Linked DNA regions of Mus musculus: region 1 is linked to region 2. Evidence: chromatin loops called from intact Hi-C (ENCODE). Cell type or tissue: heart. All regions are shown on one strand. Links, peaks and the distances in the headings refer to the core of each region. The heading gives the core; the rest is flanking DNA. Region 1 holds the start of 1700065D16Rik (RIKEN cDNA 1700065D16 gene). Region 2 holds the start of U2surp (U2 snRNP-associated SURP domain containing).

The links. Hi-C counts contacts between places; a loop is a spot of excess contacts. Peaks named below come from ENCODE experiments on the same cell type or tissue, not always from the same donor. Only the 100,000 strongest peaks of a DNase experiment are listed, where the experiment ranks them.
Region 1: a loop joins it to region 2, with 7 times the contacts of the local background. A loop is called at or near these places in 18 of 42 quality-filtered maps.

Annotation. Positions count from the first base shown.
Region 1 is chr9:95,850,651-95,865,827 of GRCm38, forward strand. 1700065D16Rik (RIKEN cDNA 1700065D16 gene) reads right to left here and starts at 7,232. Exons shown (of 2, transcript NM_001271569.1): 1 at 6,857-7,232; 2 at 4,768-4,910. The coding sequence starts at 7,106. The coding sequence ends at 4,798. It overlaps Atr (ataxia telangiectasia and Rad3 related), which reads left to right and starts at 6,947. Exons shown (of 47, transcript NM_019864.1): 1 at 6,947-7,133; 2 at 10,719-10,810; 3 at 12,133-12,282; 4 at 14,318-15,177. The coding sequence starts at 7,075. In heart, for the core only: a CTCF peak has its summit at 2,481 (motif pointing left); DNase peaks (open chromatin) are centred at 5,541 and 6,961; H3K4me3 peaks cover 1,806 bases; H3K27ac peaks cover 1,872 bases; H3K27me3 peaks cover 335 bases.
Region 2 is chr9:95,504,642-95,519,818 of GRCm38, forward strand. It overlaps U2surp (U2 snRNP-associated SURP domain containing), which reads right to left and starts at 7,355. Exons shown (of 28, transcript NM_001357974.1): 1 at 7,176-7,355. The coding sequence starts at 7,220. In heart, for the core only: a CTCF peak has its summit at 7,660; a DNase peak (open chromatin) is centred at 7,360; H3K4me3 peaks cover 2,770 bases; H3K27ac peaks cover 2,165 bases.

The DNA of each region.
Region 1 (15,177 bases), core at 2,359-10,358, 340 kb after region 2:
GTTTCACATCCTGCAACCCAGTCCCACTCATCTCTCCGTCTCATTATATCTTCCCGCTGCCCTTGCAACCTCCCCACCAAAATAACACACACACACACACAGAGAGAGAGAGAGAGAGAGAGAGAGAGAGAGAGAGAGAAAAAATAAGGCAAAATACAAAGACAAAAACAAAAAATAACCAAACCAAAGCATAGGAAACATCTTGTCACAATAGCTGTAGCATGTCACAGTGTGTCACACATCTTCACTTGCAAATGTTCACTGCAGTGAGTCATTGGTTTGGTTATTGTTTTTTATCTAGACTCCACACATGAGAGAAAACATGATATTTGTCTTTTCTGAGTCTGATTATTTGGTAACATAGTAATCTCCAGCCCTGCCCAGCTGCCTGCACATGTCATTATTTCATTCATCTTTATGACTGAATAGTATTTCATTGTGTATACAAACCACACTGCCTTTATCCATCCATCTGTTGATGGGTACCAAGTCTAACCGTGATGCATGCTGAAGAAAACCAGGAAGTATAAGATAAACATTTTGAGTTTATTTAGCTTTTTTTTTTTTAAATAGAATTAAGTAGAAAGCAATAGAAGGGAAAAGGGCAATATCCAGTTTAACAACATTCAGTTCAGCTCTGGATTTATGTTAATTTTATTTTTTAAAAACATCACTTAGAGGAGAAAAAGAATAATCTAAGGAATAAGACAGAGCTGGAAACAAGTCTCCACCCCTTCTGTTTGATCCTTTCCTCTCCTGCTAGGGCTGCTGTGTGTCTAAAAGTCAGCCTTTAGCCGGGCAGTAGTGGCGAATGCCTTTAATCCCAGCACTTGGGAGGCAGAGGCAGGTGGATTTCTGAGTTTGAGGCCAACCTGGTCTACAGAGTGAGTTCCAGGACAGCCAGGGCTACACAGAGAAACCCTGTCAAAAAACAAACAAACAAAGAAACAAACATAAAAAAGTCAGCCTTCAGGAATGTGAAGGTGTGATGGGAATTTAAAGCTAAATGGGCAGTCTGGCGTTTGAAGTGGACAGAGACGAGTCAGGGCAACTGGAACTGAACAACTGTCCTAGAGGGAAGTGAGCGCACTGAGCAGCGGCAGTGGGGACAGGAGTCTCACACGTTAGCTGAGACAGATGGCAAGCCATCCGAGAAAACAGACAAACAGACATGCAGCAGCATGGCAGAGCCACACTCCCCAGACACCCATCGCTGCTTACAGATGAAATTATGCAGGCATCAAAGCGACAGCGTCTCGAGATTCTGGGCCGCTTGGTGACACAAGAACCCAGGTGCATGACCTGCCTGCCCCCACTCTCTGACGCTGCCTTTCTGAAAGCCAGAAGTAATTATTTTCTACATTTACCTGTAACTGAAAAAAGATATGTAAAATCTGAACTTCCTTTCTGACTTCTCTTTCCTCTGAACCTCTGGGCATGTTTCCAGAAGCCCGCTTTACGGAGCTCTCCTTAAAGGTTATTGTGGTGCTTGGTCACATTTCAGAGCTTTCCCTCCTGCTTAATCAGCTTGAACGACTACCTGGAACAGGAAAGTATTTTGAAAACAGTAAAAAACAATTATTCTAATCATTACTGTTATATTTTATACACCCTCAGGGTCATATTGGAAACCTTTTCAATTTCAATGACAACAATTTGTTACCTATTCAGAAAGCTACCATGTGTGTGGGTAGTCTTTGTCCTTTATAAATCACTTCTAAATTCAGTGAAGCCTTAGTTTTTGTACGTATGTATATATGTATGTATGTATGTATGTGTGTGTGTGTGTATGTATGTATGTATGTGTATATGTGTGTATATATACACACAACTGTTGTAGAAATGGAAAGACAAATGGCTTTGCTGAGTAGATTCGGTCTGGGTTTTATTTCCGTGTCTCTACTAAATGAGACGGGTACACTTGTGCAGTCTGTCTCCAGGGAATTATTATTGTTTTCCTTTACAAAGTTTCAGAATGATGGTTCATAGTTAGAGCGCCCATCACTTGAGACTATACCCAGCAGATAACAACAGACCTATTCTCCCTTGTAACTTTCACCCATGTACAATAATCAATCCATAACCATCCTACTGGAGAAGGCTTGACTTTTGCAAAGGCTGTATTCTATAGAGTAGAACAGCTCCAAGCCTTCCTGAAATTACATCAACTATGGAGGACTGGTGATAGCTTGGTACCAGAGGGCTTATTAAGTAAGCATGCAGAGGCCTCATATTCTATAGCCAGCGCCACAAAAAGTAACAATGCACCAATAACAGAACTAACTCATATACCAAGTACAGAAACTTTGAAACTGTTTACACTCTTGTCTCATTTAGGATTTACTAAAATGTATGCCCTTTCCACGGTGCATTATACAATGAAACCCTGACATAATACAGTAAATGAAAAACAGCATGTTCAGCACTGCAGTCACAAAAGTCTCAATGGGGCTGTACTGCCACCTAGCGGCCATTTTGATAGTAACTCTCACTAACGGAAAATCCTATATACATGACTAATGAAAAATTTTCAGGTTGGTTAGTATAACTTTGTTCACACTCCTAGGACACAAAGCTTAGCAAATAGCAGGGACATTGGATATACCAAACTTTCTGCTTTAGAGCTTCACCTGCCTCCCCAAACACCATCTTCCCAAATGCTAGACACGCATGCATGAGGCCCTAGGTTCTGTCCTCAACACCACAGAAAGGAAAATACACAAATTACCAAATGAGTTTGTATACTAAGGCAGTAGACATTTAAGTACAGAAAGTAATTTCTAAAGTGGCTTACATAATCTCACTTAAGATTTATATTTTACGATTTACATTATGTATTGTAGAATGTAGTACTGAATCTACATGCTTAATAAAACCTGTACACAAAGACATATACTTCCTGGACATAGTGGTTCACACTGTAATCCCCACATTCAGGAGACAGGGGTATGGTAGGTAATAGAATCATTGCAAGTTCAAGGCCAGCTTGGATTGAGTTGCAGGTTGGCCAATGGTACACACCAAGACCCTGTCTCAAACAAAACAAGCAAAACTTAAAACATATATTTAAATTTTTTTAACAATACTATTAACCTAAAAAAAAAGGCAGGAAGCCCCCAATATAGAGGATGGGTTAAAGAAAAAGTAAGCCTTGGGAAACCAAGCTAGACAGGGCCCCACGTACCCAGACTAGCCTTGAGCCCCAGCTCCTCCAGCCTCCACCTCCCAAAGACTGGGATTACAGACCTGCACTAACACACCCTAGAACGCTTGGGAAATAAGTTAGACAAGGCGTGATGATCAACTGAGAACAGAATGTGGTGATGAGATCTGACAGGAAATCTGTGGGTTTGATATTTAGGAAATAGAATTCTAGAAATACAAACCAAAGCAATCACAGATACATTGATGGTACATCTGGGATTTCATTTAAAATTACCCACCTGGGGAAAGGGGGCATTGGAAGGGTGTTCGTAAATTAACAGAGACTGGTGAAGGCTGGGGTGTGTAGTTCAGTAGAATACTTGCACAAGGTCCCAGGTCAGATGCCCAAGTGGGAACAGTGGGGACAGAGACTTGACCAAATGAGAGAACTCTTGGGTGGGTGGTAGATTTATTTACCTACTTTTGTTATATTTGTGTTAGTGCAGCTCTGAAAGCCCTGTCTTTGGGAGGTGGAGGAGGAGAAGCAAGCGTTCAAGGCTAGTCTAAGCATGTGAGACCCGGTCTAGCTCGCCTTCCCTGTAGACGTGTTCTGCTTTGTTTTCTTGTTATTAAAAAAAACAAACAAACAAAAATAAAGTGCCTGAGAACATTTAAGGTAGTAAAATCCGGTAAAGAGGTAGACAGATGAAACAGAGCCCGAAGAGTTCGCAGGGAACAGGTAGTGAGCTCCAGAGTGCTCAAGCGATGGGAGTTACCTGAGGTCTTCAGAAGGAATAAAGTTACCCAAGAATAAAAAGGAGCAATGAAGACCCCTGGTGCCGTGCAGTTGGGGAGGGGGAAAAAGAAAAAAGAGAGGGGGAAACCCCTAAGGAAAAGTGAAGAAAGATGGCAAAGGACATACTGCTAAAACACGGGCTAATCAGAGAACACATTCCAGGGATGCAGCAATCTAGACCGGCAAATCGTGTAAGAAGAAAAAAGTGATCAGTCTCTATTGGACTTAGCCATCTGAAAGCCATGAGAGGAGGGGAGGTGGACCCGGGAGGAAGGCACTGAGAGCTTTATTAAGACAGTTATTAACTCCACAGGCAGAACAGCTGGGGCCTAAGGAAAGAGGCTTCAGTCCCCAGCATACAAAACCAAGCCAGTGCACATTCTTAAAGGCTTCTAAGGGAGGGTGTGATCCTTGCACTCTGAGGAAGCAGGCTTAGTTAATAGATGACCTGTGTTGCGGGACATGGATGACAGGAGTCAAGGAGACACTGGCTAGGGGAATGGGGTAGTTAATGTGTGACATTAGTCAAGCTGCCTTGGCCCCTGGGCAGCAGTGAGGTAGTGAGATGAGGCTATTGTTTTTTATGAGTGCTGTGAGGACAGAGGCATGCAGGCTTGTGAGACTCCTGACCACAGCTAGCTGCGCCTGTCAGTTCCTTACAGCAGCTTTGAAAGGAGAGAAAGATTTCAGGGGTGTGATCCCAGTCTGTGGGGCTGCTTCCAAGATCATCTGGAAGGTCTGTCTAGGTGTCTGTCTAGCATAAAGGAAGGCATGAGTCTTAGTTGCTGTTCTGTTGCTGGAAAAAGAGACACTATGACCAAGGCAACTTAGAGATTAACAGTTTATTGGGGGTTTGCTTACAGTTTCAGAGGGTTGGAATCCATGACTATTATGGCAGAGACCAAAGCGACAGGCAGGCAGGCATGGCGCTGGTGAATTAGCTGAGTGCTTACATCTTGATCCACAAGCACTGGACAGAGGGAAGAGAGACGAGTGAATGGGGAGACAGGGAGAACGGGGAGGGAAGAGAAGGAAGAGGAAGAGGGAGAGAGAAAGAAGTAATTGGAAATGGCATTGGCTTTTGAAATCTAAAAGTCCACCTGCCCCCATTCCTAGTGACACTCCTCCTCCAGCAATCCTTCCTAAACAGTTCCACCAACTGGGGATGCCAAGTGTTCAAATATATGAGCCTCTGGGGGTCATTCTCCTTCAAACCACCACACCATGAGTCTGAGCTCTAGCTCTAGCTCTATGTAAACTAAATATAGAGGCACCTGCCTGTAATCCCAGTACCCAGAAGGTGGGATGAAGATCAGCAGTTCAAGGTCATCCTCAGCTACATAGTGAGCTCAAGGCCAGCCTGGGCTATGGGGGACCCAATCTCAATAAGCAACAACAACAGCAGCAACAGGAGAAAAAGAGAAACTGTTGGTGATTCTGGGGAGAATTAGGGCAGGGAGGGGGAGGGACACAAGGGCAGAGTATAATAAATACTGGGTTAGGACTGAATGGGAGATGAAAATAGAATCAGCCTTACGAAAAATTCTTCTGCAGAGTTTGGCAGAGAGAGAGAGTCCTCAGAGGGAGGACCGACACTGGCCTTGGCATCTGCCTCTCATTTATTGGTGTATCACTAAGGCTGTCCAGATAAATGGCTGCCAGCTTCCTTTCATTCTGATTTGCACCCCCCTCCAAACTCAAGGGTAGCTTTGACTAGCTCTTGCTATTGTTTCAGACTGTGCCTCACCATGTAACCTAAGGCGGCTTAAGCTGGTTACCATGCTGCCTCCGCCTCTAAAGTGCTAGAATTATAGCCATGTAGTGCTGTGGCCAGCTTATTGTCACTCTGTGGAGAGCTATCAGTACCTCCCTACCACTTACCGACACTGGGTGATGGTGCTGTCCCTCAGTTGTGTTGGATCATATTCACAGATAGCCTAGGACATATGTGGACTGCCCATGGTGGCCCACCAACGGCACTGGGAGGAGAGGGGGTGGTATTGGAATGTAAAGTGAAAAACAAATAATTGTTTCAAAAATTGCTTTTTGGATTAGATTTGCCAGAGCTCTGCTGTTTGGGGTCCTGCACTTCAGAACTGCAGTGCTACTCAGTGATGAATTACATACTGGGTTGTTGTTGTTGTTGGTGGTGGTGGTAGTGGCTTTTGGTTTTGTTTTGTTTTTTGAGACAGGGTTCCCCTGTATCCCAGACTGCCCTTGAGCTCATTATAGAGCTAAGGATGGCTTTGAACTCTTGATCCTTCTGCCTCTATACCCAAAGTAAGGGGATTGTAGGCATGTGCAACTATGCCTTCTTTTTTAAAATCGTTTAACTGTAGTTTGTTTAGTACTCTAGGTCCTCTGTGCCCGAGCCTCACGAGCTAGGTTAGTGCTCTTCCACTGGACTGTGCCCTCAGCTCTGTCATTATTGTCATCTTTCTCAACATGATTTCAAAATAGCTAGCTTTTCTTGCTTTTTAGCAGATACACTATTTTTCATAGTTGCCTGTCCTATGTTAGGTTTCTATTGCTGTGATGGAACACAATGATGGAAAGTGACCTGGGAAGGAAAAGGTTTGCTTCAGCTTAAAGTTCCTCGTCACAGGGCATCACTGAAGGAAACGGGGCAAAGGGATGGGTGTTCAAAGTACAGCTTTGCAGTCAGAGCGCATCTGGCTGCCATTCCACCACTTTTTAATTTTATTTTTGGAGGTTGTATCAATAATTACCCTTGTGTCCTAAACAGCAAATGTAAGGATTACTGCATGGCCTTACCTAGTTAAATATGCCATTCGAACATAGTGAAATATCTAACTTTGTTGGGTCGTCAGGTCCCTCTCCGACCCAGATCCTAGCTTACGGCTTCCCTGAGCATCCAGGTTTGAGCAAAAAATACCCGTGGAGTAGGTCACGCACTCGCCTGGGAGGGAAAGTGGGCGGGCACGTCCGCTGTCGGCTCCGCCCCTGTCGCCTCTGGGATTTCCCCAGGGTTCCAACCGCAACCGAGAGCGGCTTCCGGGAGGAGAATTTTGGACCTCGCGGGGCTCCGTCGACGCTCCGCCCTCTCCACCGGAGGCGGCTGTGGAGAAGCCCGGCGCCGGCGGCGGCTGTTTTGAGAGCCGCTCGGTGTCACCATGGGCGACCACGGGCTGGAGCTGGCGTCCATGATCCCCGCCCTGCGGGAGTTGGCCAGGTAGGGCCGCGCGTCGTCGCCAGCTTCGAGTCGCCGGGTCTCCTCGGCCCGCGCCGCGGCCTGTGGCCGCCGTTCCCTCCCTCACAGTGGCAGTTGGCCGGAGCGCCGTGGCGACCCACGTGCCGGGGTGACCGTGGCAGCCGCGGCTCGGCTCGCGGGGAGCCAGTCCACGCGAGCTGCTTCCCGCTTGGCCTCGAGAAGGGTCTCTTCTGGCCATCTTACCACACTCGTTTGCTTCCCGAAAACTTCCCCCGGGTCCTGGTCCTTTGGTCGTTGTTGACGGAATCCATTGGCTGAGGTTTTGTTTGGGAATCACGGCCCCGCTTCTGAGGGAAGCGCGGCGGTTTCTCCTCCGAGAGAGGCCGAGCGTCGGCCAGCCCGCTACTCTAGTCGGAAGTCCCCGGGACTGGCCACGGGTCCACGGAGTCCAACGTGCACAGCGTCCCCCAAACTAAAACACGCGTTGGTGTTCATCTGCAGTTGCCTCTTTGAGGCTCGCCGCCTTCAATCCCAGAATTTGGGTGGCAGAGGTGCCCCTAGGCCAGCCAGGACTAAATAGTGAGACCTTGCCTCTGGAAAGACAAAGACAAGAGAAAAAAGGGGGTGGGGGGAAGCAAACCCCTTGTTTCTGTCAACCTCGAGAGTCAAAGGAGAACCGGGTTCCAATCAGAAATTAGCGCTTGCCACGCCCCTTCTGCGCTCTAGGTTTTCCTCTGTCAGGACACCGCAGCCATTGAGTTCTCAAGTCGGTTCTCTCAGGCTGGAAAGTTTGCACGTAGAGTTAGTGCTGACCTTAAGTCTGTGAGCTATCAGTTTCCTTTTAGTTTTGCACCGCAGCGATGTTCATTTCCTCCTGTTGGCCATACCAAAAACCGAAAACCTAAATTAGAGGATAAATGAAAAGACCACTTTTGTACTGTCTGAAGGGTTTTTTTGTTTGTATGTTTGTTTTTTTACTTTGCATGAATGTGGCAAATAGACTTTGTGGGAGCAAAAAAAAAAATCATTAAAAATTTGAATTTAGTAATTTCTGTCTAAAAGTATATGAGATAAAGTGATTTTGGAAAACTGATAATACAAATTTTGTCATCACTGAAATTCTGGAAGGCAGGGACCAACACCTGAGGTTGTTCCCTGTCCTTAACTCATGTACCGTGGCACAAGAACCTATATTCATATGTACATACATACATATATATCTCACATGCGCATACAGACTTTTTAAAATGATTAAAATTTTAAGTTTAACAGCTATTAATATATTAAAAACTTACATAATTCAACAATAAAAAAGTTTGATGAAAAAAATGAATAAGGAAATTGAGATTTTTCTCCAGAGAGAATATAAAATAGCTAATAAGTAAAGGAAAACACAGATGTTTGATATGATTAAAAGTAAGGGAGACAAATCCAAACCACACAAGGAAGTTGGTGAGATGACTTGGGAGGCCAAGACAAGAGGCTCACTGAGTTTGAGGACAGCTTGAGCTATCAAGGTATTAAAAGGGGCTCTATAGTGAGAACTTAACCCTCCTCAAAAACAAAACAAGGAGATTCCATTTCAGACCATTACAATAACTATTGATATGTAAAAGAAATGGTAAGGATATGGGGAAATTGGACCCTGTGGTACATTGTTAGTATAGAAGTAAAATAGTGTAACTTAACGGTTGTGAAGTGGAATGAAGGTGCTACTAAAGGAGGAGGGTAAATAGAGTAGTTACCTCATAACATGACAATTCTTTATAATATATACCCAAAAGAATTTATAACAGGGATTTGAACATATATGTTTACACTTTTGCTCATCAAAGCATTGATATTCACAATAGCTCAGTGGTGGAAGCAAATGCTCAACAGATGAGTAAATATAATCCTCCCAAACGTGGCATAAACATGGTATTATTCAGTATGATGAGGAAAGACATTCTAATATGCTACAACAAAGCTAGTGAGTTTCAACCTGTAGGTAAACCCCTCTTTCCAAAAATATATACATTATGATTCATAACTAGCAAAATTATAATGATGAAGTAGTAATGAGAATAATTTTATAGTTGAGTCACCAAGAATTGAGGAACTGCATTAAAGTTCACATATTAGGAAGGTTGAGAACCACTGAATTAAGAAATAAGTCACAGGGGCTGGAGAGATGGCTCAGCAGTTAAGAGCACTGATTGCTCTTCAGAAGGTCATGAGTTCAAATCCCAGCAACCACATGGTGGCTCATAACCATCCGTAATGAGATCTAATGCCCTCTTCTGGTGTGTCTGAAGATGGCTACAGTGTACTTAGATATAATAATAAATAAATCTTAAAAAAAAAGTCACAAACAGGTAAATATACCATAAATAGAAGAAACCTTAAAATAGTCAAGCTCATGAAGATAAAATAGTGGAATGAATATTGCCAGGGAATAAAAGAGGAGAAATGGTAAATTATTGCTTATTAGGTGTAGAGTTGCTGCTTGGGAAGGTTAAAAAGTTCTTTACATGAGTGGTAGTAATGTGCTGAACTTAATTCTATAGAAGTATATACACTTTAAAATAATGAAATAGTAAACATTATGTAATTTATATTTTATCAAAATAAAATCAAAAGATGTTTTCTAAAATTGATCTGATCCTAGCCAGTGTTCCTTTTGTGAAATTCCAACCTTTGTGGCATTTAGAATAAACCTCAGTTTTTCTGTGTCTCCTTACGGCTCTTCTAGCTAGCCTAGGTATCTCTCTGGTCTTATTAATCACAATTGCATTTATATCCCAGGCTTCCATTAATCTGAGCTGTGTGATCTCCAGTGATTTAACTTCCAGAGCATCCTCAGATCCAAATTAGGCTTAGTATCTTACCTTGTTTTATAGGGTTTGTGTTAGCTCATTATATCCAAATATTATCACACTCATATGTAACTCATATAAGACGATTAATGCAACATTAATTCTTTTGTCCAAGTATGAGTAATCCAATATGTATCTTATATACATCTTAATTTGGAATAACCTTCTTTTCAAGTATTAAATAGTCATATGTGGCTAATGGCTGCCATTTTGAGCTGCACATTTCTAAAATATGAAGGTTAGCTGTCTGCACTGGCATTTAAGACTTTCCCCGCCCCAAATTAGTAATATCTTTAGATTTTCACTTTTAAGAAGTATAATACTGTCTATGTTAACATTTAAACCAATCATATTTGTTAGGTTCAAGTTTAGAGAGCTTTTGTACAAATTGAAAAGTAGGTCCTTTTAAAGATGAAATGCTCTTTGCTGGATTAGTTTGTAGAGACAGAATCTCTCTAAATAGCTTATGCTGGCCTAGAATCACTGGCCTTCTGCCTCAGCTTCCAATTATAGGTATGTGCCACCATACCTCTAATAAAACATTTTTACATTAATTTATTTATTGGGAGGGAGGGTCACACACATCACAGTCCATGTGGAGGATGACTCATGGGAGTTACTTCTCCCCTCCCACTATATCCATCCGGGGATGGAACTAAGGCCAGGCTTGGCAGCCTGCCTTTACCTGCTAAGCCATCTTGCTTGCTCCCATAGTGCCTCTTTTAACAAGCTTTACTTTGTATTTCAGTGCTACTCCAGAAGAATATAACACTGTTGTACAGAAACCAAGACAGATTCTCTGCCAGTTCATTGACAGAATACTTACAGATGTAAATGTTGGTAAGAGGGAATTATTTCTTCCATGAACTTCAATGGTTTTCCGTGTAACATTGTACTACCTGTTTTTCCTCTAGGCAGTTTTAGTCAGAGTTAGTTTTTGTTATAGATAGTAATTTCCAGCAAATTGTTACTCAGTATTGCTTATTACTTAAAACATAATGTAATTTAGGCTTTAAAATCAAGGGTGTGTTTCTATTATTCCATGATTTTTCTACTGGCTTCCTAGAATTCTTTAATGCATTAGTTATAAAACATTTGACTGGGTCCAATCATATGGGCTTTATCAACAACTTGCAAAAAAAAAAAAAAAAAAAAGTGAAATTTGGTACCAACACATTTTGTGATTTATTATAACCACTTAAACTTTGTTCTTTTCAGTCTACAAAGTCATAGGTTGCTAAAATGAGAGCAAAGGGCTATGAACACTTGTAAGATATGGTTCCCTCTGGGTCTCCCTCTGTTCTCACCACTTGCCTTTTCCCTCAGCCATAGGAACTCCTTCATGGGATCTTTCCAGAATTGTTTCATTTTATCCTGAATTACCAAGTCAAACTACTATTTTTAATTCTTTGACTCCTTCACCAGATTATTGTTTTTGTTTTGTTTTATCTTAAGCATGGTGCCTGTCATCTTACAGGCCTATATAACAAATGTTTGCAGAATGGGCTATATTATAGATGAATGTATATGGTTATTAGACATTGAAAATTAAGTGGTAGGCTGGAAAGATGACTCAGACATTAATCTTGCTGCCTTTAAATTCCCACCACAATCTTAAAAAGCAGCTGCAGCAATGCACACCTGTGATTGCTGCAATTCTCACAGTAGATCTGTGGAGCTTCCTGGTCCAGCCAGTCAGCAGGGCATGGTGGCCCACGCCTTTAATCCCAGCACTTGGGAGGCAGAGGCAGGCAGATTTCTGAGTTCGAGGCCAGCCTGGTCTACAAAGTGAGTTCTAGGACAGCCAGGGCTATACAAAGAAAAAAAAAAAAACCTGGTCCAGCCAGTCTAGCTAAGTTGGTGAAGTGTAGGTTCAGTGAGATCTCTTGTCTCAAAAAATAAGGTAGAGAATGATTGAAGCAGACACCCAACATTGACCTCTGACTGTCACATTCATCACACACACACACACACACACACACACACGAACATGTACATAGACATATACCATACACATACACATACTAGATAATAGGACTTCTTCATGTATCAGTGTAGCATGAGTACTCCACTGGACAAAGTTTTGATTACCAAAATTTAGTTTCTTAACAAAAGCTCTATATTTTGTCATGAGTTTTTAAAAAGAATCTTTTATCTCTTAGTTGCTCTAGAACTTGTAAAGAAAACTGACGCTCAGCCGACCTCTGTGATGTTACTTGATTTTATCCAGCACATCATGAAGTCTTCTCCGCTTATGTTTGTAAATGTGAATGGAAGCCAGGGCCAAAATGAGGCCAAAGACAGTTGTATTGGTAAGTGCTGTTATTTTATGTTAATCCTTAACCAGTTTTATTAGATCTCCTTTGCTGCTTTTCTGAATATCACATTTATATAATTACATGCTCCCACAAGTCATATTTGCTTTTGGGGAAAAGTGGTAGCAGTTTTGTTTTTGAGGCAGGGTCTCGTATGTACCTTTGGCTGGCATAGAATGCATTTGTAGACTAGGCTAGCCTGGAACTCAGAGATTGGCCTGCCTCCTGAGTGCTGGGATTAGACATATGCCAGCATGCCCAGCTTCAGCTACTTTTTTTTTTTTCATTTTGACAGTTTTACTAGAACATCATCTCAAATTACTACAAAGGTTTTTTTTTTTTTTTTTAGACATTCTACTCAAAAATACTTATACCAGGTGTAGTCATGCATGCATTTAATCCCAGTGCTCAGTAGTAGAGGCAGGAGGATCTTTGAGTTGGAGGCCACCTGTTCTACAGAGCAAGTTCCAAGTCAGCCAGGGCTACACAGAGGAAACACTTTCTTTAAAAACCAAAACCACATCCCTAACAAGATCTGACTCCCTCTTCTGGTGTGTCTGAAGACAGCTATAGTGTACTTACATATAATAATAAATAAATCTTAAAAAAAAAAAAAAAAAACCAAAACCAAACAAAACAAAACTTAACTACATTGCCTTCTAAGAAAAATTTGCTTTCTGTATGTTAAAGCATTTTTCTAGACTTTTACTGTATTGTTACTACCCCATTAATCTGCCTGCTCCTCACTTTCTGATTCTCTCATAAAAGGATGCAGAACAAACTTTTTCCTATATAATGAAATATTTTAAAATTTGTTAATAGTATCTGCTTTGATAATATAGCCTTCAAAAAGTGTTTTCTGGGGGATGGAGAGATGCCTTAGTGGTTAAGAGCACTAACTGCTCTTCCAGAGGTCCTGAATTCAATTCCTAGCAACCACGTGGTGGCTCACAACCATCTGTAATGGGATTCAATGCTCTCTTCTGGTGTGTCTGACGACAGCTATAATGTACCCATATACATAAAATAAATAATTCTTTAAAAAAAAGTTTTCTGACTCATCCTGGCCACCTAGGACTTGTTTTCTTTTTTTTGCTGCTGAATTATATGTTCTTATTATTGATGTTCTGTATTTCTTCTGTCATAAGTTCTTAAATTATACTATAATCACATTTTCAGTTTCTGTTATATTTTCTAAAGTATGGACAACAACTCACAGTGGGTTATGAACTAACTTTAAAGCTAGTAACATTTCAAACAAACTGAGCTGGGCATGGTGGCACACACCTTTAATCCCGGCACTTGGGAGGCAGAGTCAGGCAGAACACTGTGAGTTCAAAGCAAGCCCAGTCTACATAATGAATTCCAGGATAGCCAGAGCTATGTAGAGAGACTCTGTCTTAAAAGAATAAATGAACGAATGAATGACATGTCTATATGGATAGGGGATTGCATTTAGTACCTTACATGTAGTAGGTAAGTAATCTTAACACAAAATCACACCTCCCACTCTACATTCAGTAATTTTCATTGAAGGAAGCTGGCTGTTGTGGCTAATAATCCCTAGCACTTGAGAAGTGAGAATAGAAGGATTATTAAAAGTTTAAAGTCATCCATGACCACATAGCAATTTTAAGACCAGTCTGGGCTACATGAGATATTGTCTCAAAAAAGAAAAATAAGTTTTTTTTTTTTTTTGAAGGGGTAATAGTAACTTCTGTTTGTTGAATATTTGTTATGTTTTAGGAACTATACTGATTATCTTACATTTGTTATATTACTTGACCATTACAATAGCCAGTAACATAGATAATATTATATAGCTTCAGAGATGTGAAGTTGACATAACTAGTAGATAGTAAACTAAAACTATTTTTAACTCCAAAGTTGATATTCTGAAGTACAGGCTTTCTATCATGTCGAAATGTAGATAGACTGTTCTCTTAGTGAAATTTTTACTTTAAAAATCAATCACCAAACATTTGGCAAAGTCACACTTATTTATTTAATATATTTTCTGTTTGTTTCAAAGAATTCAGTCATTGGATCATTACAAGACTTTTACGGATTGCAGCAACTCCATCCTGCCACATGCTACACAAGAAAATATGTGAAGTTATCTGCTCGTTATTATTTCTTTTTAAAAGCAAGAATCCTGCTATTTTTGGGGTACTCACAAGAGAATTACTTTATCTTTTTGAAGACTTAATTTACCTCCACAAAAGAAATGCAGTGGGTGAGGTTATGGAATGGCCAGTGGTTGTTAGTCGGTTTTTAAGCCGATTGGATGAACATATGGGATGTTTACAGCCAGCTCCTTTGCAGTTCATGAACGTGCAAAATGTAGAATTTATTGAAGTCACTCTATTAATGGTTCTTATTCATATTGTTCCAACCGTGTTTTTTAGACGACAAGAATTGTTACTGTGGCAAATCGGCTGCGCTCTGCTAGAGCACGGTAGTCCCAAAATCAGGTCTTTAGCAATTAGCCTTCTAACTGAGCTCTTTGAGCTTGGAGGGTTACCAGCACAGCCAGCCAGCACTTTTTTCAGCTTATTTTTGGAGTTGCTACAACACCTTGTTGGAATGGATGCTGACCAATTGAAATTGTATGAAGAGCCATTGTCAAAGCTGCTAAAAACGCTCTTTCCCTTTGAAGCAGAGGCTTATAGAAATATTGAACCTGTCTACTTAAATGTGCTACTGGAAAAACTCAGTGTCATGTTTGAAGATCGCGTGCTTATGCGGCTCAAGTCTGATTTGCTGAAGGCTGCTTTGTGTCATTTACTGCAGTATTTCCTTACATTTGTGCCAGCTGGGTATGAATCGGCTTTACAGGTCAGGAAGGTTTATGTGACAAATATTTGTAGAGCTCTTGTAGACGCTCTTGGA
Region 2 (15,177 bases), core at 4,370-12,369:
GACTTGCCACCAAGTCTGATCCATCTGCTGAGAGAACCAGCTCCCACAACAGGTCCTCTGACCTCCATTCAATGCCTTGGCATGTGGACAGGGCTTGGGATGAAAACATTTCAGTAAGTAAGTAAGAGTGTAAACCAAAAATCTTAAAAAGGTTATGGCTTGAGTAACTGTCCATCAAGTTGGTAAATTTCAAAATCAAAAGTAACCAGTTCAAAGGTCAGTTACAATGTGATAAACTTTAAATAAAGCAGCAACAACAGGTTGCCATGGCTTTACCTGCTGAGCCATGTCCCCAGACACTAAAGAAAAAAAAAGAAAGTTGAAACAATGTGACTATACCACCAAGAGCATATCTGGCCAGGCAAATGTTAACCTATCAGGGAAAGAAGTATTACTGGGGAAAGCTTCTAGAAAAGGCTGTGACGGGCAGTATCTGGAGTAATCCCTCACAGAGCCAGCAATGCAGTAACCTCTAACCACTGGGTCTTCAAATTCTTTCTAACATATTCTGGTACAACTCTCCTAAAGGATTTTCCAGTCCCTCTAATTATTTCCTACATTCAGATCCCTCTACAATTTGGCCCAATCATTATCTTTCCAGTCTTAGGTTTTTTTTATTCTTCCCATGAACGTGCACTTAACAATTGATTTCCCAGTCATTTGCAGTCTTCATCTTACTCAGTTCTCTCTCCTCAAAATACAACCTTCAGAACTCTAGTCAAAACAATTCCACCAAGCTCTGGACAGCTCTCCATCTCCACTCAAGCAGGCATCCTTTCCTTACTTTCAGAAACAGCTCTATTATTTATCCTATCTCTCCTGATACACAGCATGCTCCCTCAAACTCTGGAAATTTCTCGTTTCGAGTTTTATCTCGGCATCAAGCTCAAGATGAGGCAAGAGAAAGAGTTTCGATAACTATTGACATATATAATATGCCATACAAGAACGTCCCAAAAACGCACTCTAGACTACACACCACTCTGCCCTCTCATTAGTAAGTAGCTACTCAAGCCACAAACCAAGGTTTTAACTTAACACAGCAACAAAAAACACACACACTTGAGGCTGGAGAGATTGCTCGGTGATTAGAGAGCACTAGCTACTATTCATAGGACCCAGGTTGAAACCCAAACACCTACACTGCAGGTCACGACCATCTGTAACTCCTTTTTCTGGGTTCCTGTGGGTACTAGCCATACACATGGTGCAGACATATACGCAGGCAAAGCACCCATACTCATAAAATAGTGTCTGATAATAATTAACTATATTATGCAGAATGTTTTATTGCTTTCAAGAGCATTAAAACATTCTGCATAATATAGTTAATTATTGACTCACACTCCCAAATACTATCAAATAGAAAATGCTTAAATACATGTTTGATGTCTCTAAATTTTCTTAAAAGTTAAGGAACAAACCTATAATTCTAACAATAGCCTCAAGTATCATTAGCTTTCAAAACTGTTATTTCCAGGTTGAAGATATACCTCAGAGACAGAGGGTGCACTCAGTGTGTGTGCAAGACCCTAGAACTGATTCCCAGCAGCAACACAGATTAAGAGGCAAACTCCAATATTAATTTTAATTTATTTTAAAAATAATCCCAGCAAAAAAAAAAAGTTCTTTATAAAAAGGGTTAGAAAAACAGAAGTCTTCAATTTGTACAGCAAATGAATGGCCTCTTCATTCACCTACCACTAAATTAAGTGGCTGTATTTTCTAAGGCTTACTTTCCAAGGGGAAGAGTTCCAGAAATAAAGGCCAAAAGAAGTAAAAGATAAAGTATTGAAAAAACAAATCAGTCCAGTAGAGAATATTTCTTAACACCAACAGTGCTGCGGATTCCCATCTAAAACAGCAGTTCTCAGGGTTCCTGTGGGTTGTGACCCCTGTAGTGATGGTCAAACTACCCTTTCACAGGGGTGGCCTAAAACCACAAAAAAAAAAAAAAAAAAAAAAAAAGACCAAAACAGATTTACATTAGGATTTGTAACAGTAGCAAAATTACAGCATGAAATTGCAACAAAAATACTTTTAAGGATGGGGTCATCACACCATGAGGAACTGTATTAAGGCATCACAGCATTAGGAAGGCTGAGAGCCACTGCTCAACAGTTTAGAATGCTTGTTACTTTCTCTTGCAGAGGACCCAGCATTCCCAGGATCTACATAGTGTGTGTATAACTTCTATCTCTAATTTCAGGGGATCTGATACCACCTTTAACTTCCACAAGCACCAGACATGAGTGTGGTGCATATATAGACAGACAGACAGACAAACATTATATGCATAAAATAAGTCTAAAAAAATAAAGTTGGAGGAGTTAGAAGCACTTGTTGCTCTCACTGAGAACCAGGGCACAGGTAGCTTATAACCACTAGTAATTCCAGTTCCAAGGGACTGATTTCTTCTCACTCCTTGGATGTCAGACACAAATGTGATGTACATTCATTCAAAACACTCATACACATAAAATAAATCTATCTAAAATCAAGTCTAAAACATATTAATCAAAAAAAATAGAAGGTCAGAGACCAAGGATGTAATTCCATTAGCAGAGTGCCCAGCATTCACAAGGCCATGGGCTTGATCCCCGATATTTATATACCAGAGGAGTTGGTACATGTCTTCGCACTCAGGATGTGGAAGACAAAGATCAAGAGTTCAAAGTCATCCAAAGCTACATAGAGAGTTTGAGGCTAGCCCATTAGACCATCTCTAAGAAAAATGGAAGGGAGGGAGCAAAGAAGAAAGGAAAGAAGGGAAAAAAATGGGGGAGGGGGGGTTGGTTTAAGCTGGACAAGATGTCCAAGTCTATAATCCTAGTACTCTGAATAGAGTCCAAGGCCAGTTTAGGCTACACAGTGAGTTCACAGATAGCCTAGGCTACATAGTAAGAGCCTCTCTCTCAGAAATGGGAGAAGTGGTACCATACTTCCTACTTACACTCAAAACACAACCAACCACTAAAAAGTTGCGCCACTTTATATTTTAAGATAAAGTTGCAATCATAGCATACTAAAGGTCCAGTTTCAAGCTGGCAAACTATTTTTCACACTTAAATCTCCACATTACACACACACAGAGGAAATAAATAGGAATTTCAAGCCGTGAATAGATTCTAATTTTACTATTTTTTAAGCATTACTATTTTTTTACTAGTACTCAGTCTGTCAATTCAGAACTACATGCTCAAAGATTCAGTAATTCCTGTTTCATTCATTTACCTCTATAAGACAATTTTGATGGTGTTGTGCAGCTAAGCATCCATGTTGGAGAGCAGATCTTTTGGTTTTTTGGTTTTAGGGGTTTTTGGGGGTTTTTTTGGTTTTGGGGTTTTTGTTTGTTTGTTTGGTTGGTTGGTTGGTTTTTTTGTTGTTGTTTTTTGAGACAGGGTTTCTCTGTATAGCCCTGGCTGTCCTGGAACTCACTCTGTAGACCAGTGGCCCCAAACTCAGAAATCTGCCTGCCTCTGCCTCCCAAATGCTAGGATTAAAGGCGTGCACCACCACCGCCCGGCATGGAGAGTAGATCTTAAGACACAGAATATGGAGGTGAACATTCCATCCTGCAGAGACACTTAGAAAATAAACAATCCAAAAGCTGCAGGAAGTCCCTGAAACTAACCAGATACCCTACAAGGGAATATAAGTAGTGAGGAGTGCTAGAAGAGATACTCTCCACCTAGCCAAGCCACCTGAAACAGACCAGCTAAGCTACCCAGAAGACTCTCAGAAAAGCGGAGTTACCTGGAAAAACCACACTCCTGTAAGTAAACCCATAAAAACACACTGGGTCACCAAGCTAGACTTTGCTGGTATCTTCCTGTCAGTTCCTACCTAGAGTAAGCAGATAGATGTCTGTTCACATCTCCTCAGAAAGTGTTACACAAGAGATGATTTTAAAAAAGAAAAAAGGTACTGGAGCAGGCAGAGCGGGTTACCAGGTAAAGGTGCTTGCTGCCAACGAAGCCTGACAATCCTTGACAAAGGATGATCTCCAGGGCCCAAGTGATAGAGGAAAGGAACCCAACTCCTTCAAGCGGCCGGTCCTCCAGCCTCCAGCCAGGTCTACGTACAATCACACGCAACAAATAAAATACAGTATTTTAAAAAGGAGACAGGTACTGCCACTGCCACACAGTGAAATATAATCATTGTCTTCTAATCCTCACTTGTATGAACATGCAAACAAAGGTTAAAATAACAATATTTTTTCTTTTTTGTTTCTGTTTGTTTCTCAAGATGGGTTTCTTTGTGTGTAGTAGGCCTGGCTGTCCTGGAACTCAGATATCCACCTGCCTCTGCCTCTGCCTCTCCCTCTGTCCCCCAAGTGCTGGGATTAAAGGCATGGGCCTCCACTGCCTGGCAAAATAACACATTTTTGGTAAACTTATTTTTTTATATCTAGCAATATCTCAGGTTAACAACCATACGTTCTGTCTTACTGCTCTGAAACAAAGCTACAATATGGCTCCAAACCCCCTCCTGAAGCCATGAAATACTTTGCTTAGGAAATTTTATTTCTAAAATATGTGCTCAGTGTCTACCAGGAGATATTAAAAATGAAAAGTATAGAACAATTACATAAAATAAAAGGGACTTTGGAAGGGTGCCCCCCCATCAAGTCCCCTTAGCAAGAACTACATACACTGTGTACATCATGAAGTTAATTTTAAAGCTAAAAATAACTAGTGGTTTATGTATTTTGTAATTAAGAAACACTAATGGGGCCATGAGCATGACTCAGAGAATGCAGACATAGGCCACACAGCCTGAAGGCCTGAATTTGATCCTTAGAACCTAGCGTTGTCCTCTGTCACATCTACACTGCGGCATGAGGGTGCACATGTGTGCACACAGACATGCACACTTTTGTAAAAGATAGAGACTTCATCATGGTCAATGGTAAAAACCCTATATCTTGTACAAATATTCTTTCAATGTGTAGAAATGACTAATAAACACCTCTACCCAAATTGATGGAAATGTAACTACCATAGCAAGAGCATGAAACAGAAGTCTCTACTTACTTGATATACAGCACAGAATACAAGCCTGGAAATTCCAAATATTGTACTAAGGCCAAAATGATCTTATAATCTAATAATGTCTAGACTTACATTTGAAATTAAAAAAAAACAACAACAATTTGAGTGGTCATTATGATGGCCAACACTTAATAATCCAAATCAGTGCTTTCTAGTTCCTTAAAAAAAAGGGAGCTGGAAGCGGTTGGCACATGCCTGTAATCCCAACTCTGGGAAATACAAGGAAGGAGCAGCAGGATGCTGAAGGTTAAAGTTCAAGCCAGCCTGGGCTACGGGAGACCCAGCTCAAAAACCTAGTACGCAGGATGGGTGGATGATCTATATAGACTTAGAAACTGAAGTAAGATTTACTAACATTTACAGTAACTCCATCTTTCTATCAGCCCTATAAAAGAATTTTTTTCCTGTAATAAGATAAGAAAACCTGAGGCTGAAGAGATTAGGTATCGTATTTGTTTTCAAAACCTATAACCTCGCCATTCCATTACAACACTTTCCATTACATGGAAAAATCCTGGCAAAACTCTTGAGTATAAATATTCCCTTTTCAGACACGAGTAAGGAACCCTTTGGTGACATCTAAAGGACTATAAACTGACAAGTGTGAATGAAAAAAAAAAAATCCAACAAGCTACTTAATACTTAAAAACTACACAGAGTCCTGAGAAGTATTCTCTTAGAAAAAAGTCTGAACACATACTTTGAAAAGCTTTCAATCTACCCAGGCCTCATGCAGGAAATACTAAATGCTTTGAGAAGAATATCAAAACAAATTGTAACTATGGATGTGGGTACCTGTCCTGGTCACGGGTCTGAAAGGAGGAGTGGCATCATGAGGTACCCCTTCATTCACCTGCTCCCCCAGAAAGGGAAGGAGGGGAAAAACTACTGGAGAAAAAGGAAGCTGACTTACAGTAAAGGTCTGGTGTAAGGACAACCAGAACTGGGCCCTCCCATAGTTCTGAAGAATGTCTAGTAAGACCTTTACTACTTGCTAAGTAAATCTGGGGCAATCATTCAGCAAAATGGCAAAAATTTAAAAATTAACAAATAAATAAACGTCAGCCTTATTAGAAAGAGAGCAAGTTTGGTTTGTTTCTCAAACCAAACAGCAAATGCAAACAGATAATCATACACTTTACGTTCCGAGACTCTTTAAATGTTATCCAACTCCTTATCTCTGCATCTCAAGCCTCGCCACTGGTTTATGGCAGTACTTAGGCATCTTTAATACCGAGATGGGGACGAGAATCTCCAAGCAAAATAATCCAAAATAGATAAGTAAATAAATGGGATTAAACACGCTGGCCAAAATGGCAACTAACACCAATTGTTAACCCAACCTTACTAACGCTTAATTACAGTTCAACGGTTTCCCAAGCAATGCACAGGGCTCCCTATAAACTCACATGTAAGGGCATTTGGGCAATTTCCACGTCTACCGTAGTTTCCCTTTCCAATGGAAACCCCACATACTGCTTGAGACCCTGAGTCTGCGGCCCTCAAGAGGGATGTTGTTCACTTTTCACTTCCCGGGAAGTGGGAGGAAAATCACATGGGAAGTGTGGCTCTAACCCTGAGGCTCAGAGAGCGGCTCCCTCCGCACGTCCCAACCCCAGGCCCTCCACTGGCGGGTCTCTCGCACACCCTTGCAACCCGTCCAGCCTAATTTCCTGGACGGCAAGGAGAGAAACCGTGTAAGGCCAGGAACGAGTAAGAGCCAAAGTAAAGAAGGGAGGACGAGGGGGGAAGAAACAGGCATCTAAGACCGGGAACCTTCCCGCCTCTCCCAGCCTCTAGCCCGCAGCCTCCGAGAGCAGCAAGGGGTGATACAAGGACGCCGGACCACCTCGGAACCACTGCTCTGACCCACAAAGCCGAACGAGGTGACCAGCCCCGCTCGCCACCAGGCACGCTGGTGTGGGGCTGAATCCCAGTCGGGACGGACGCGCGCTCGGGCCTCTCAACCTGCGCACCTTGGTGCAGCGGTGCCAGGCCCACTGTGGCCAACAGGCCTCAGCCCCTCGCCCCAGGAAACCCTCGAAGGCCAGAGGCTTCTGTAGGCCCTCGACCACGGTGAGAGACCCCCCTGACTGACGGAGATCTCTAAGAAACTACCTTTGAACTGGCCTTCTGAGATCCGCCTGGCGTTTTGTCGGCCATCTTGAGCTTTGCTCCTCCTTCAGCGGAGGCAGCAGCGCGGGTGAGTCGAGCACCGAGAGAACAGATAGCAGCCGAGCGCGCCAGAAAGGCTGCCAGGCCGAATAGCCGAACGCCGAGACGGAGACCTCCGCGGCGCCGGGGCCGCGTGACTTCCGCGTCGAGGCGCTTTTACGCGCCCCGCCCACCCCGCTCGCCTTCCGGTGAATTGCGGCGCCCAGTCACGTCACGCGCCTGCGGAATTTAGGGACTCTCCTTGACCCGACTTTCAAGGCCAACTGATAATTCAGTCATTTTCCTCCCAGAGCCAACCGGCGTTAGATGCGAGCGGGTTCTACTTCCTGAGGGGGGAAGGAAGCTGCTCTTTTAAAGCAACTGCAGTAGCCACGTGAGCCGAGCGTCTCACCTCAGCTGATGAGGCAGTTCGTCGAGACACTTTGCCGCACGATCCCCCAGGGGGCACAGGCCTTGGTGGCAAGGCAAATTTGCAATCTGCTCACGTTAAAAAATGGTGAGCAGTGACTTCAGAGTTGAGAAAAAACAGGGAAATAGGATAAAAACTGTTTAGGACGTCGGAGCATGGTACCTGCATAGACTGGGCATGGAGTTGGGGAGGGATGGATCGTAATATAGACGCTGTTCTAAAACGAGCATGTTTATTGTTACTGTGCAGTACAGGCACGCCCTAGCAACTGTGGGGAGGTTAAAGGACAGTTTGAAGGAGTTGGTGGGATTTGGGGATCGAAATGAGGTTGGCAGGTTTGCTCAGCAAGTGCCTTTTTCCCTCTGAGACTTCTGGCTACCCGCACCTATTTCTTTGAAGCATAGTCGCAAAAGTTGTGTAGCAGAAGATAGCCTTGAACTGCTGATTTTCCCGCCTCAGGTCCTGGGAATTAGTCTTGGGCCACCATGTCTAAGCTTTTTGTTAATTGAAGGGAAGCGGGGAATGAGTAAGTTTGGTTTGATTTGGGTTTTTCCAGTTTGTCGGCATTCCACCCCTGGCTGTCCCTGTGCTGTAGACCAGGCTGACCTCAAACTCGGAGATCTGTCTCCCAAGTGCTGGGAGAAAACGTGTGTGCCATCACCTAGATTTCAGTTACAGATAAGGGTCAGACCTAGAGAAGAGGCTCAGAATTGGAGATGTGTGACAGGACCTGAGAATGGAAATAAATTCATTTGGGCTGGAGGGCACAGAACCGTATTATACTGTACTTTCATGCATAGCAACCGTTACTTTCTGATCGTTGGCTTCCTGTTACTACGGTTTCTATCTCTGGTACCTGGCTTATTTATACCTCATCGCCTACCACCAGATTTTATTGATATTTATTTATTTATTTATTTTGGTTTTTTCAAGACAGGGTTTCTCTGTGTAGTCCTGGCTGTCCTGGAACTCACTCTATAGACCAGGCTGGCCTCGAACTCAGAAATCTGCCTGCCTCTGCCTCCCAAGTGCTGGGATTAAAGGCGTGTGCCACTACCGCCCTGCTTATTGACCTTTTTAGAGAGTTCAGCAATGTAGCCTCCTAGACTAATGCTTCCCTGGTCGCTCCCCCACCCCCTTCACTATACCCCCATCAACCAAAAAATAAACTTCAACTTCTGTATGGTAAATGTACTTGCTTCTGTGACTCCGTCTCCTGAGCCTACTCCTACTCTCAGAGTTCATTCTTTCTTTCAGTTCCCTCCCCTACTGCTCCTTTCTTCAGTGTCAGTTATATACAGGGTTACTTTGCAATCTCCTTATTCCCAAGTTTTACACTGTACAGCCTTATGTCTGTCTCTGTAAGTCACAATACTGTGGAGGCTTTTATATATTAAAAACAGCAGGGTTCCAATAATAAATTCGGAACAGATTGTGAAACCTACTTTACAGCATTCATATCACAGCTTTATTTAAAATATTTGTATTTAGGGTTCTCTAGGGTCACAGAACTTATGAGTATTTTCTATATAGTAAGAGAATTTATTGATGACTTACAGTCTGTAGTCCAACTCCCCAACAGTGGTCAGCAGCAGCTGTGAATAGAAATCCAAGGATCTAGCAGTTGCTCAGTCCCACAAGGCAAGCGGGCGAAGAAGGATGAGCCCTCCTTCCAATGTCCTTATGTAGGTCTGCAGCAGAAGGTGTGGCCCACCTGGATCTGGGACTTGCCTTACTTAGTCTCCTGGGATTAAAGGCATATGTACTACCTTGCCTGGGCCTAAGCTTTTCATAGCCACTATGCCTCAAGATCAGGATCACAGGTGAGCCTTCTAGTTCTGGATTGTAGTTCATTCCAGATATAGTCAAATTGACAACCAGGAATAGCCACCACAATCCACCTCTTGTCAACTTGACACAAATAATATCTCATGTCCACATGACACAATAACAAGGTCATCAATACAACTAACATGATAAAACTATTCCTCATACAATCGCAAATGCATTTGTAAATTTACAATGGGGCAATGTCCCTTGGGAACATTCTTTTAGTATCTCAAATACCAGTTGATGTTAAAGAAATTGGAAGAAAGACAAATGTATTCTTAACAAAATAAAACAGAAGCATTCTTTATAATCCTTGTTTCAGGCCTTAGCTGGTATTTATAACTACTTCCTCTACCACCCATTCTGTATTTCCTCCACCCTAGGCAAGCACCTCAGCAGGTCTTGGCTCTTTTCCCGGAGGAGTGACTCATACCTTCATTCCTGATGGGTCTGTATTCTTTGTCATCCTGCTTGGATTATGCTGTTGTAGTTTCCCATTGACTTTAATCACAGGACATGGTAGTACTAAGAGATGCCCTAAGGAATCTCCTGCACTCCAGACATATTCCTGCCAGAAGCTCCAAACAGCATCTCTATCTGCCACCGACACCTCAAATACCATCGGGTCTGCTGGATCATATGGTCCAAGTGGTAGAGCAGCCTACACAGCAGCCTGGACCTGTTGGAAGAGCCTTCTGTTCCAGGCCCCACACAAAGCTAGCAGCTTTCAGAGTCACTTGGTAAATAGGCCTGATAACACACCCAAGTGAGGGGTGTGCTGTCTCCAGAATCCAAATAGACCCACTAAACATTGTGCTTCTTTCTTGGTGGTGGGAGGGGCCAGGTGCAATAACTTACCTTCCACCTTAGAAGGAATATCTCTGCATGCCCCACACCACTGGATTCCTAAGAATTTCACTGAGGTAGATGGTCCTTGAATTTTGGTTGGATTTATTTCCCATCCTCTGATACGCATGTGTTAACAATGAATCCAAAGTGGTTGCTTATTTCCTGCTCACTTGGTCCAATCAGCATGCTGTCATCAATATAGTTCACCAATTTGATATCTTGTGGAAGAGGCAAACGATCAAGATCCCTTCTAAGTTATGACACAGGGCAGGAGAGTTAATATATCCTTGAGGCAAAACTGTAAAGGTATACTAATGGTCTTGCCAACTGAAAGCAAATTGCTTCTGGTGGTCCTTATGGACAAGTACTGAGAAGAAGGCATTTGCTAGATCAATAGCCTCATACCAGGTGCCAGGAGATGTGTTAATTTGCTCAAGTAATGAAACTACATCTGGTACAACAGCTGCAGTTGGAGTTACTACCTGATTTAGTTTTCAATAATCAACTGTCATTCTCCATGATCCATCTGTCTTCTGCACTGGCCAGATAGGAGAGTTAAAGGGAGATGTGGGAACCACCATCCCTGCATCTTTCAAGTCTTTGATAGTGGCAGTAATTCTGCAATTCCTCCAGGAATACGATACTGTCTTTGATTCACTATTTTCTTTGGTAGAGGCAACTCTAAAGGCTTCCATTTAGCCTTTCCAACCATAAAAGCCTTCACTCTACAGGTCAGGGAACCAATGTGAAGATTCTGCTAATTTCTGAATATATCCCAATTATACATTCTGGAACTGGGAAAATGACCACAAGATTATGTTTAGGGACCTACTGGACCTACTGTGAGTCGGACATCAGTCAAAACTCCATTAATCACCTGTCCTCCATAAGCCCCTACTTTAACTGGAGGGCCACAATGTTTCTTGGGATCTCCTGAGGTCAGTGTCAGTTCAGAACCAGTATCCAATAGACCCCAAAAAGTCTGATTATTTCCTTTCCACCAGTGTACAGTTACCCTTTACAAGGTCATAGGTCCCTCTGGGAAAGAACTGGAAAAAGGCTAACAGCAAAACTTTTAGGTGTCTTATCAAGAGCCTTCCTCAGGGGAACCTGGCCACCCCTTCATTCAAGGGGTTCTGGGTCTGCAAACTGGCTCAAGTCTAGAAATTGATTCATTGGCCAAGATTGCCTTTTGCCACAATCCAAAAGCCTTTCTTTCATTTGTTTGAGAATGTTTCTGCTTATACAGATCAACCAGATATGAAGTAGGCTTCCTATCTATTTCATACCTGGAAACACCTTGACTAATTAGCCAATACCAAAGATCCAAACGAGTCATGCCATTATAAATTTCACCTCTCCTGTGCTGAGCACTATGGGGAATGTTATTATATACATTGTTTTGTCTACGCTGTCCATTATAATAACTTCAATCACCTTGTCTCTGGCGATTCAATGCTGCCACCTGGCCCTTGTTACCTCAGGGCCCAATTAAATCCATTGAATTTAATTCATCTAATTGAGCAGCAGCACCTCCAAGCCTAAGGTCTGCCACAAGGAAAAGTGCAAGAATAAAACTCTTCAAATGTGCTGGTGCCCCTCTCACCAGTTTGCATCATATAGGATTGGTGAAGGGCATATCTTCTGGGCCTTCCCATTCTGGAGGATTACACAACATATAATCTTACATATAACTCTAGCATTGAAATTTCTCTGAGCCTTAAAATCCCTTTGTCAACACAAAGCCAAGGGATACCAGGCATCTCCATCTCCTTTTCAGTAAGCCATCTTTTGATAAACACTTCAGCCAACCATTCAAACTTCTGGCATTTGTTTTTATCTGTGCGAGCTTCCATATTAAACCTAGAATCTCCACTCAGAGGGCCCATGCCAATAAACTCAGCCTGCTCTAGTTTTATGTTCCTTACATCATTATGCCACACCCTAAAAATCCATTCCCACACATATTCACCAGGTTTCTGCTTGAATGAATTAGCAAACTCATTAAGCTCCTTAGTAGTGTAGCAAATTTCCTCATAGACTACACTTTCTACCTCCCCTCTAGGGGCCTGCTTTGCCTTGAGTCTGGTTATTGGTTTAGAAGAAACTATCAGTGGGCCTTGAGGAACATCAGTATTGCTTTGTCTGACATTTTCTTCAGCGAAAGTCACTGCTGGTTTATCAGAGTCTGAGGGGTTAATTTCCTCCTGTGGAAAAGGCATTATTTCAAGGGGTGGGGCTGAGGGTACTACTTCCTCAGGTGGGGCAAACCCTTGAGAATTCGAAGATTCAAAATTCTCAGCTGTAACAGGGTCCTCCCACACATCCCCATCTCAAATTATAGGGCCCCATTCTTAGGCAGTCAATGCCCTTACTTTAACTGCTGACACCCTCTGAGGCTGAGACTTGAATTTTTGCTGTAATTCAGCCAACCTTATAATGAGGGCTTCAGTTTGATTTTCTGCAACTTGAGCTCTATGGCTGCTGGAGAGAAGATTCTCTTCAAGGACACACTTAGAAACTTTTAGATCGTTTACTTGCATCTCGAGCCGTTCAATTTTATCATACAACTCCTTCTTTTCCTTCATCATTTTTCCCCAGAGATACTAAGAGCAACAAGCCAGCAAAGTCATTTTCTGATTTTTCCCCCAACTTGTAGAAAGTTTTGTATGCCAAATCACCTAATTTGTCAAGATAAGCAAAAGCATTAGCTTCTTTAAGTTTGAAATATAGTTTCAATCACATGTCTTCAATATTCTCGGAGCTCCCAGGAGAGAGAGTATCTGAAGAGGTTTCAATAGTTGAAGGTGCCAGGAATTATTTTTTTAAGATTTATTTATTTATTATATGTAAGTACACTGTAGCTGTCTTCAGACACTCCAGAAGAGGGAGTCAGATCTCGTTATGGATGGTTGTGAGCCACCATGTGGTTGCTGGGATTTGAATTCCGGACCTTCGGAAGAGCAGTCGGGTACTCTTACCAACTGAGCCATCTCACCAGCCTGGTGCCAGGAATTATTAAACCAACTCCAAATTCTTAAAAGATTCATCCTTATACTTCTAGTGCTCCTCTAGAACCACTCCCGGTACCAACTTCTGTATTAGTTCTCTACAGTCACAGAACTTATATGTAGTCTCTATATAGTAAGGGAATTTGTTGATGACTTATAGTCTGCAGTCCAACTCCCCAACAATGGTCAGAAGCAGCTGTGAATGGAAGTTCAAGGATCTAGCAGTTGCCCAGTTCTACAAGGCAAGCAGGTGAAGAAGAGCAAATCTTCCTCCTTCCAATGTCTTTATGTAGGTCTCCAGCAGAAGATGTGGTCCAGATTAAAGGTGTGTGCCACTACACCTGGATCTAGGACTTGCTTTGGTGATCAATGGGGTAGGGACCATTGTAGGTGGTGCCATCCCTGGGCTGGTAGCCTTGGGTTCTATAAGAAAGCAAGCTGAGCAAACCAGGGGAAGAAAACCAGTAACATTTCTCCATGACCTCTGCATCAGCTCCTGCTTCCTGACCTGCTTGAGTTCCAGTCCTGACTTCCTTTGGTGATGAACAACAACATGGAAATGTAAGCTGAATAAACCGTTCCTCCCCAGCTTGCTTCTTGGTCATGATGTTTGTGCAGGAATAGAAACCCTGACTAAGACAAATTGGTACCAGCATAGTGGGGTATTCCTGTAACAATCTGACCATGTTTTGGGGAGGACTGTGGAAGAATTTTGGAACTTTTGGCTAGAAGATCCATTTGGTTTTAAGAGCTCTGAGGATGTTGTGTAGGAGTTTGGAAAATAGTGTTGAGAACATTGCAGAAGTCAGGCATGGTGGCGCACACCTTTAATCCCAGCACTCGGGAGGCAGAGGCAGGCAGATTTCTGAGTTCGAGGCCAGCCTGGTCTACAGAGTGAGTTCCAGGACAGCCAGGGCTACACAGAGAAACCCTGTCTTGAAAAGCTGAGAGAGAGAGAGAGAGAGAGAGAGAGAGAGAGAGAGAGAGAGAGAGAGGGAGAGGGAGGGAGAGGGAGAGAGAGAGAGAGAGAGAGAGAGAACGAACACTGCAACACTGCAGAAGATGGAGGCCTGGCTTGTGAAATTTCAGAGGGGAGATTAGAGACTCTTATCAGGGCCGTTGCTATTTTGATTGTGAAGATTCTGCGGTTTTGGTTAGCTGGAGCTGAAGAATAAGCTGTGATTAACAAGATACCAGAACTACTAAAGCAAAACCTTTGCATTACTGGGACTATTGATGCTGGTTACCTGGAGCTAAGAAATTAGGGGTGATTAAGAAGAGACCAGCATCATTGAGGTGATATCTTCCGGGAAGTGTTTTCTGAGAGCACAAAGAGATAGCCAAGGTTGTCCCTGGTGCTGTAGCAGGGCTTGATAATGTGTAAAGAGTCACCCAGGTGCTACTGGTTTTGAAGGCATAAAGGGGTCACACAGAGCAGCTGAGGCTCGGCCCTGTGAGAGGCCACGGAAGGCCATTGGTGAAGGTTCAGCCTCAGTTGCAGCTGATGACCCAGGACTTAAAGGGTTCAAGCAAAGGAGTTGAGGCTTGGCACCATGAAGAGAGCCTATGAGAGGTTGTTGGTGAAGCCTAGTTGCAGAGGAAGACAGCAGTGTTTTGGAGATGCCAGTACCATGAGATGACCACCAAGAACAGCAGCAGCAGTGGAGTGCAGGCACCTGGAGCCTAGAAGACAAGGTGTGTGCTACAAAGAACAGATCTGGAGAAGTGACCCAAGCCCTTGGAGGAATCCAGAAGATCATGAGTGGATCACAGACACTGGACAGTTGGAGTTTGATTTTTGCTTTTGATTGTGACTGTGCCCTGATATTTTTCCCTCTCGAAGGAA